2 separate regions of the Homo sapiens genome follow, and region 1 is linked to region 2. Evidence: chromatin contacts called from ENCODE Hi-C data. All regions are on one chromosome and are shown on one strand. Each heading gives the region's core, a stretch centred on a gene start or an enhancer-like site at or near the end of the contact. The rest is flanking DNA. Distances are from core to core; before and after follow the strand shown.

What was found. Hi-C counts contacts between places; a loop is a spot of excess contacts on that map. Pooled maps may share reads with other maps.
Region 1: a pooled map shows a loop between it and region 2 (5-fold over the local background). The contact joins the enhancer-like site here to the promoter of CAPN14 in region 2. A Hi-C loop is called at or near these places in 2 of 37 single-sample maps with no recorded cell type and 2 of 50 pooled maps.

The regions. Positions count from the first base shown.
Region 1 is chr2:31,809,380-31,814,288 of GRCh38, forward strand. No RefSeq gene overlaps it. Among named protein-coding and RNA genes, the nearest start is that of LINC01946, 7.9 kb to the left of the region's middle. RefSeq lists a silencer at 2,858-2,937. Within about 2 kb of position 2,817, at least 10 of the 41 ENCODE cell types and tissues checked have a DNase peak (open chromatin) inside an H3K27ac peak, as active enhancers do.
Region 2 is chr2:31,214,249-31,219,066 of GRCh38, forward strand. It overlaps CAPN14 (calpain 14), which reads right to left and starts at 3,267. Exons shown (of 22, transcript NM_001145122.2): 1 at 3,208-3,267. RefSeq lists enhancers at 1-390, 391-891.

The sequences.
Region 1 (4,909 bases), core at 1,567-4,066, 590 kb after region 2:
ACTAGAGCCCAGAAGTTCAAGACCAGCCTGGCCAACATGGCAAAACCCCATCTCTACTAAAAATACAAAAGTTATTGTACTTTTTTTTTTTGTATTGTACTGGGCCTGGTGGCACAAGCCTGTAGTCCCAGCAACTCGGGAGGCTGAGGCAGGAGAATCACCTGATCCCAGGAGGTGAGGTTGCAGTGAGCCAAGACTGCGCCACTGTACTCCAGCCTGGACGACAGAGCGAGACTGTCTCAAAAAATAAAAAATAAATAAATAAATAAATAAATAAAAGTGTTTCTTATAAGAATACAATTAGGTTTTGTTTTGTGATCCCAAATAATAATTTTTTGTTAATGGTTAAGTAAAGGTTTAAAGCTATTTTGAGCAACTTGCACATCAACTCAATTTTGAACATTCACATTTGGCTTAGATTTTCCATATAACATTGGATGTAACATAAAACACTGATTTCAGGAAAGAGGACAAAGATGAGCTCTTAGTGAACCATACATGCCTTTCTGCCATGAACCTGATTATGCCACACAAATATGGAAATGGCCCTAGTGAAAACGGGCTGAGAAAACTTGCATAAAGAGTTGAACAAACTGTTGAGCTAAGTAGGAACAAAATAGGTGAAAGGGAAGAGTAGGCACATTTATATTTGTGGCAATCCTCCTATATGTCAGATGCTTCACCTCATGGACTCATTTAATGCTGCCAATAATCTTCCTAGGCAGTCATCACTGTCCCTGTTTTACAGATGAGAAAATTAAGGTTTAGATAATTTTCTGATACTCAAAGTGTGGTCCTAGACCCCCCCAGCATCAGCATTATCTGAGAACTTGTTAGAAATACAGAATCTCAGGCCTCACCCTGGACCTCCTGAATTAGAATCTGCATTCAACAAGATCCCCATGTTATTTGTATGTACAATAAATTTTAAGAATTACGAATGCATTTCCAAAGGCCACAAATATAAATAGAACCTGACTCCAAAGCCTATGTTGTTTGTTCTGCAGCTGCTACAGAATCAAGTTACTTGACAGTCACAGATTAAACCCACAGCTAAAGTTAGCCAACTAGAGGGGTTTGTGTTGTCATATTGGGCCTCAGTGTTCTCATCTGTTCAATGTTTTAAACATCTAAAAGAATAAATAAATTCTAAGACAATAAAAGTATGCCATGTTGAATACTGCTTGAAATTAAAAAGCCACCTTAAGCCCCAAATGTTTTGTTAGATAAGATTTGTATCTGTTGCAGTGAGTTCTAAGATTATTTCTGGGTGAGGCTAACAGTTTATACTCACTGTCTGTCCATGCACGCTTCTACATCCATTCAGACTAGCAAGAGAATACCGTTGCACCAATTGCTAAACTTAAATGTGAATAACAGAGGAGAGTCTCTCGTATAATGTTACAGTAACTCTTCTAGTCCTGGGACCAGACCTTTACATTTGAATGAAAGTTCAAACAGATTCAATTAACACTGAGTTCAAATTCTGAACGAAAGTTCAATTCTTAAAAAATCTGGCTGGGTGCAGTGGCTCACACCTGTAATCCTAGCACTTTGGGAGGCTGAGACGGGCAGATTGCCTGAGCTCAGGAGTTCAAGACGAACCTGGCCAACATGGTGAAACCCCATCTCTACTAAAATGCAAAAAAAAGAAAAAAACAGCCAGGCATGGTGGCAGGCGCCTGTAATCCCAGCTACCCAGGAGCCTGAGGCATGAGAATTGCTTGAACCCAGGAGGCAGAGGTTGCAGTGAGCCGAGATCGTGCCACTGCACTCCAGCCTGGGCAACAAAGTAAAACTGTTTCCAAAAAAAAAAAAAAAAATCCAATTGTCCTTCTTTTTACCCCATCTTCCAGACTATTCCCCATTAATTTTTATTTTTCAATTTTAGAAGAAATATCATTTATGTTTGTTTTGGTTTTGGTTTCAAAAAAGTTGATGCACTTTTGATCTAGCCCTGGTGCTCAGAGATGAGCCAGCTTGTTCTGCTCTGTAGGCTTAAAAGAGCTTTTTAAATAGCAAAACAATAAAATAATTCAGTTATCATAACTTTTCCCAAAAAGACCTTCTAACTTGAGAAGACCGGATCTTCTGTCTCATAGAACACTGAATACTGTACTCTTCTTGCTTCCTTCAAAATCTTAGAACCAAAGACCTCGTCAGAATACCGTTCATAGATAATTAATGCAGCTCCAGTTGTTTAATTGCAAGACTTGGCCTTGATTTTTGGTTATTTAATTCTCTCAGTAAAATGTAGCTGTTTTTAAAGCACCAGTTTTATGAGCACATGCTGTACTCATTGATGCTATGGAGTCCTTTGCATCTTTTCCCAGCTGGCAAAGTTTTTATAATGACATCTTAGGGATGAGACCATTAGAGAAAGAGAACCCATCTCGGGATTTACTGGGCAAATTAATCCTTTAAATTAGTACTTGCCCCAGGCCAGGATACCTCTCCTGTGGGGCTGTGGCATTAAGGGGGAAGAAGGTAAATACAATTGAGAGAGAAAATATTTAATAGCTTTCAAGTAAAACATATCTGGGCTTCAATAGTACTATCACTATGTTGCTTTGCACAAGTCCTAATAGCTATTAAAGTCTCAATTTTCTCATCTGTAAAATGAGATCTTGCAGGGCCATTGTAAGAATTAAGTGGGTTAATGGATATAAAGCATTTGGCCTACAGCAAGCTTGTAACATAATTTAAATCCCCCTGGAAAAAGAAAACCTGAAGTTTAAAGACAGAATCAGAACTGAAAGCAAGAACAGAAGCACTTCCTCTTAGAATCAGACATCCGGACCACACTCCTTGCCCTGACAGAGCGTAGGACATCTAGAAGGTTAGAGGAGAAGTCTGACTGTCATGGGGAGGAAGTTTGCCTAAACCAAGGCTGGTGCCCTCTCTAAAGCAGTTCAAAAGAATTTGAAAACACCAGCTCTGAGCACCCCACATAGCTTGTCAACTCACCCCATGTTATCTCAGTCATGATGACTCAACACTAGAGCCTGGCTTGGCCAGAGCACTGAGGCTACAGCCTTCTGTAAACAAGACCAAGGACACAGGACAGCAAGAAAGAAGACAGACAGGTCACTCTCCTGGCTACTTCTATCCAAACCTGTATATCAAAAGAAGAGAACTTCTCTCATTCACACTGCAGGAGAGGGTACAGGAGCAGAAGGAGTAAAGAGGAGATGGGACTTGGCTTAAGCACTGAAACAAATTGTGTGTCTGCACCCTAAACTGTCAACCCTGGCTATTCTTCAAGGTAAAGAAGAGGGCCCTAAATAATCATTTATGAATCATGTGGTCCAGGCACTCTCCCAGAGATCACTTCTCTCACTCCTCACCACATCTCTATTGGTAAAATATTATACTCCCTCTTTTAGTGAGGAGCAGAGGCTCTGAGAGACTATCAAGCTGTCCAAAGTTAAACAACTGAATCAGAACAGAAATTAGAACACAGGTCTTTCTGACATCTTACAAAACCAGTTAACATAGAATTCTGTATTTGGTATATAGAGTGTTTTCATTTTTGTGAGTTTGGGTTTTTGTTTGGTCAGTTATATTCAGGGGGTTCTTATTCTCCCCTAAATACTATTAAGTCATAGATATAAAATCCAACCCACTTCTTTTTAAAGACTTTGGATAAAACGCTGAGATGGGAGAGATCCCTTGACCCCTTCCTGGGACTTGCAACACTGGTGTGGCTCATTTTACTCAGCTACCACCCTCGAACCCCTTGTGGAAAGGGGAGCACACAGGTGAGCAGGTGCAAGAGCCAGGGCAAGTGCCTTTGGCCACCAGCCAGCCCACAGCAGCATCTAGGAGTTGCCCGCGACCTCTGGAGCCCCAGAAAGCATGTGTTACAAACAATGCTCTTTTAGCTTTCCCATCCACGGATGGCTTAAGTGCTGAACAGCTCAGTGAAGAGTCAGTGTGACAGCCTTTTTGGGTCCCCACACCCAATGCATCTCGAATTCTTGTCTGGCATCCAGGAAGAATCAGGTCATACGAACGGATCAAAGGATGGTGTATGCAGAAGATTTTATTGAGCAATGGAAGTGGCTCTCAGCAGGATGGGGAGCTAGAAAGTGGATGGAGTAGGAAGATAGTCTTCACCTTCCCCTTGCGGGAGGGGGAGCACACAGGTGAGCAGGCGCAGGAGCCAGGGTGCCTCCCAACCATCCCCAACTGAACTCCTCTCAACGTTCAGATGCTTCTTCTCAACGTTCAGATGCTTCTTCTCTTCTCTCCTCCTCTGCCATGCCACTCTGCTCCTCTGCCAGTGGAGCTTGGGCCTTTTATGAGTACAGAATGGGGGGCTTGGTGGGCCAGGGTCATTTTGGAAAAGGCAACATTTGGGCAGGAAAACAGGAATGCATGTTTTCATTTAGGGCCATGGGTCCAGGCCTGAGGATGAAGCCCTCTCCAGGGACCCCACCTTCTTCTACCCAGTATTTCCCTGCCTCCTGTCCATATCAATACTTTAATTAGCCTTAATGTTAAATCTGTTCTGAAGTCTTCAGATTTCAATAATCATTTCTTTATTACCATAATTAATGTAAATAATTCAAGAAAGTGGAAATTCTAACCCTATTGGGCTTTTCCCACAAGTGCCTGGTGCTTATCTGAAATAATGAACTAATTTCTCCTTGCTGCATCCATATATGAATCCAAAAACTGAGCAGTCCTTAGAAATGATCATTAGGCCTTCTCAGGTAGGCAGCAGGAAAAGCTGAAAGAATCTCAAAGGATCTGCAGCCAGGACATCCATTTAAAGAGGTAATATATGCTTCTATATAATTTATTATTTCTAACCTTGTTCCATTAGTTTTCACCACAAAAATTATTTCCAATTTTTCACCCACTTTATGCCAAACAGCAGGGGATGAATTACTACACCTCTTTA
Region 2 (4,818 bases), core at 2,017-4,516:
CCTCCCCTCCCCTCTTATGAAGCTGAACTGAGATAAAGGAAGTTAAAAACTTCCTGTGAACTGTCAATCACTTGGCTGCTCCTCTGGTGTCTGATCACATTGCTGGGGCCTGATTTAGGTTGAGGGAGCCTCTTTAACATCCTTCCCCTCCAAAATGCTCATCCAGGCTTGCCTTAGGGCTCCTTTCCTGGGTGGTATGTGGGATCCACGTCAAAGCAACCTGGGGAAGTAAAACCAAGGTCAGACCTAAAAGAAAAAACAAGTCTCCAAAGGGAACATGCACCTTGGGAGAAGGTGGGGGAGAAGCGGCAGGAAGTCCCTTAACTGGCAATGCTGGGGTAGGCGTCCCCTGGGCTGACTGCATGCCTCTATGGAGGTCTAAGAACTTGGCTGTTGGAGCTCCCTACTCACCCCCAGCTGCCCCACTTCCATTTGACTTTATGAGACACTGCATAGTCACAAATCTTTGCAGAGAATAAGACTCCCTGGAGCATGGGTGTACACCTTGAGTTGCCACGACCTGGACACAGCTTTCCCTGAGCAAAGGAACATCCGCTCGGCCTTTGTGGAAGTTGCACCCTGGCGTCGCTCATTGCAGCTGAACCAAATATGAGGCTAGAAGGAACTTAGTGGTCATCCAATTCAGTGCCCCCATGTACTGACAGGACCTCTGAGCAGTTCCAGGGAGTCATGGCCTGCTTGGCCTGACTGTTGGGGGAGCCCTGGGGCATCATCTCTTCTCTCCGGCACAGGCACACCCTCTTTGTACAGCCTCCTCCTAAACTATGACTTCAGTGGAGTCACTCTGTTCCCCTCCAGCTGCCCTGCTCTGACACTTTCAACCCCAAGAGGTAGCGGCACCCTAGTCTGAGAGTCATCCCCTACTCTTCTTTTTCTATCCATTCCCACGCTTTTAAAGAGCCAATCCTTCTGATTTTTTAAAACAAAATATCAAATGATTCTGAACATTTGACAACACATTTGGACAGGAAAGACTTTTAAAGCAGATGTAAATTCATTCCTTTTTTTTTTTGCAGGGGCATTTGCATCTTCAGAGAGTCATGGAATTTGAGCTAGATGAGCGGTCAGACTGAGGTAGCTCATCTCCTCCTCTGATCCTGCATTTGCCATAGGACTGGCCATTTCACGTCACGCCCTCAAAACCACACAGCTCATGGCCTCAAGTCCAAATGGCCAGGCTCTTGGTGTGTTAGTTCCTTTCTGTGTACACAAACCCCCACCACACACCCTCTGCTCTGTCCAAACTTACAAAGGAGATGTCGCTTCCTCCTGACCCCCTCTACCTCAAATCTCCCTCATCCTTCAAAGCTCAGGGCAAATGTCCCTCCTCTCCAGAGCCTTCCCTGGAAACCTCTTGTCTTCTCCTTGTGGGGCTTTCCTGCCCTTCACTCACACTCATGAACTGGGGAGAGAATGCTGGTTAACAGCCCCCTCCTCTCCCAAGCCCACTCCTGGGCTGGAAGACTTGGCCGGTCATTTTAGGCTCTGATTAACGCTACTCCAGAAGATCAAAGTATGCAGTTAAAAACCCAGGCAAACTTTTGGAAAAAGTAAGTCAATTAGAAACATCTTAAAAAAGAAAAAAAAAAAAAAAAGAAACTATTTGACAGTAAATACTATAGCTAAACACATACAAACTATATGATACAATTCCATTCCTGGTTATTACCCAACAGAAATGCTTAAATCTATGCACCAAAAGACATGTACAAGAATACTCACAACAGAAATATGCAAAATATCCCCAAATGAAAACTACCCAAATGTCCATGAACATGGATAAATATTAATAATAGTGATAACCATTTATACAATGAAATACTTCACAGCTCTGAACAAACAAGAATTACATGCTGCAATATGATGAGATTCACAAACAATATTAAGTAGAAAAAATCCAGACACAAAAACTCTTTGATTCCATTTACATAACTTTCAAAAGTGACAAAACCAATCTATATGTTAGAAATTAGCTTAGTGGTTACCCTTGAGGTCGAGCGATCTATCACCAAACCAATTATACCACTGATAGTTACATCAATTCCATTCCTTTTCTACTGCTTGTTTTGATGGTCAGGAGAGAGATTTACAAGGGAGTTTGAAAAGTGGGAGAATCAATTCATTTAAACAAGGCTTTATTGCATGCTTCCCCATGGGCCAGGCATTGCCCTAGATGGTAGGGGTACAGGATGGATTAGACAGAATTTCTGCCCTCGAGGAAGTCACAGTCCAACGACCAGGCTCACACTCTAGAAAGGGCCCTCACTCTTCAGCATGAGGTGCCCACTCTGTGAAATGGCCAGTACCTAACTCATCCAAGAATTCTCCCCCTAGAAAGTCAAAGACACCCCTCACCCTATCAGGCCTGGAAGATGTACCCAGGCTGAAACACTTAGGTACCACCCACCAAAACATTGTCACCCTGTGCCTCCATAGGAGAGGGTTATAAGCTGAACTGAGAGCCGACTACCTCGCTCTGGAGTCCTCCAGAGCTTTGAGGAGTGATTTCCAGTGCCCATAGGCCAGCAGACCACTCAGACAAGGGCAATTTCGAGATTTCTAATCTAGGCAAGGGCCGTGCCAAGCACCACACTGACAGCTATCATTTGAGGCAATATTTCACTCTTATAGTGTGGTCACCGTCCCAGTGTGTTTTTCACATCTAATTTCATACAGGAAGTCAGCCCAGCCTCACTGCTTATCAGAACAGAGAACAGTCGGCCTCCTTGACTCTGAGGATCCCATAAGGCCTCAGTGATAAGCTGGCTGCCCCCAGATTCCTTCTCATCAGGAGGCTCAGGAGACAACTGGGATGGCCTATGTTCTGGGAAATGACAGCACCTAGCAGCATCAGTAACTCTACCAAATGACTTCGAGAGAAACCAGAGCTGGAGGGACCTCAGAAATTACCCAGGCCCAAAGATACTCCCATCTTTTTTTTTAAATGAGGAGATTGGGGCCAAAGGGCTGAAGTCTATTCCTCAAGGTCACACTAATAAGTGATGGCAAAACTGAGGACAAAATTGAAATCTCCAGACTCCAGGGTTTTTTCTGTATACACTCACCTGCAAAGCTCAAACCAGGAGAAGCAAATACCATCCTCTCACCTTCTAAACCCAGACCCTGTAGAGTCTCATAGGGCCTCTGGGCTAACTTGGACCCACCCTTGGAACTAAAGAAATTTACCTGCACAGGAGATTTTGCTTCTTTAAGCGCCTGGGCAAGCTCTAATCCCGGTGCAGTCAGAAGCATGCAGCCTGAAACCACCTCTTATATATGGGTCCTTTCTACACATGGTGTTTAGCCAAGAATTTGCGACCCCACCTCCCAGGACCTTGGTTCCTCCCCACTGTGTGTTCTCTGGAAGGGAGTGGAGTACCCAGGGCTTTGCGACTGGATTACACAAATCCAATTATTTCTTTAGAACACCATACAGAGAAAGCCTGTTTCAGTAATGCCTTAATGAGAGAGAGTTAGTCATCTTCTCACTTCCAACCCTGGGGAGGGTACTTTCAGGTGTGACCTAGAAAAGCATTTCACTGCAGGAGCACATGATACTGCTTGCTCACCTCCCCACAACTCCCAGGACACCAAAGAACCAAGACAGAGATTCCTGTACATCCCTATGTTTAAACTAACATTGACAGAAGCCTGGAAAGTATTTTCAAGAGGTGGCTGTGGGTTTTCTTTTATGGTTGTCAGAGTCTGAGGCAGCCCTCAGGGATGTTTCCTGCTAAGGAGGAAATCTGTGATTCATTTGTGCTATTGAGATCGCTCCCTCTTCCTTCCCAACCTACTTTCCAAATCCCCCATTTTGGCCATCTGGGACTCAGAACATTGACCTCCCACTGGTTGTCTCCTCACAGTTCACCTTGGGTCCCGTTGCTCCAAATCTGGTTGTTCTTCCCTTAAAGCATTTCTTAGCCCTCCTGTGGTTGCTCTAGACTTCTTCACTCCCTCCCCACCCCCACCCCCAAATCCTTCTCCTAGGTTCCCACCACCACTTGCACAGATTTCCATCATAGCAGCTTAGTTGGTTCCAGCTTGCCTGCCTCCACGCTTGCACACCTAGGATCCCCAGAACCCAGAACCATGCCTAGTACCCAGGAGGTGCTCAATATGTGTCAGTGGAATCAGAGTCCCTTGCCTGTGGAAATCCTCTGTCCTCTTCCTCCCCGCCTGCTTCTTGGCCTCTGCCTTGACTCTAATCTCTCCAACTCAATCATTTTGTGTGATTATCACTCCACCCATTTTATTAGTACTGATAAATTAACTAATATTGATAATAATAGCCAACACGTTTTGAGCACTTATGACATGCCAAGCACAATGCTAAGCACATTGCATGCAGAATCTCATGGAATCTTCACAACTTTGTGAGGTAGTGCTATTATTATCCACATTCTACAAAAAGAAAACGGAGGCACAGCATGGCAACTCGCCCAAGATAACCGCAGCCAGTAAACAGCAGAGATGGGGCTAAAGTCCCAGGGTGTCAGGTTCCACTAACTTCTCCTCATCTTTGTCAAGGAATTGTCTCCCTGCCACTGTCAAATCAAATCCAAAGCTTTCTTCCTGAGCTAAACGCTCTTTGGAGCCTTCCCCCTGCCTCATGTGCCAAATAGCCACCCTTCCTCGCATGGGTCTGAAGGTGTTATGAGGATAGCAGAAGCAGTGGATCTGGGAAGACCATTATTATTATTATCTATCTCCCAGACATAACCTTTTCATTTTCATCTCCTCATCCTGGCCCTTAGTTATCTTCCCCCTTCTATTCATCATCTTTTCAGGGACTCC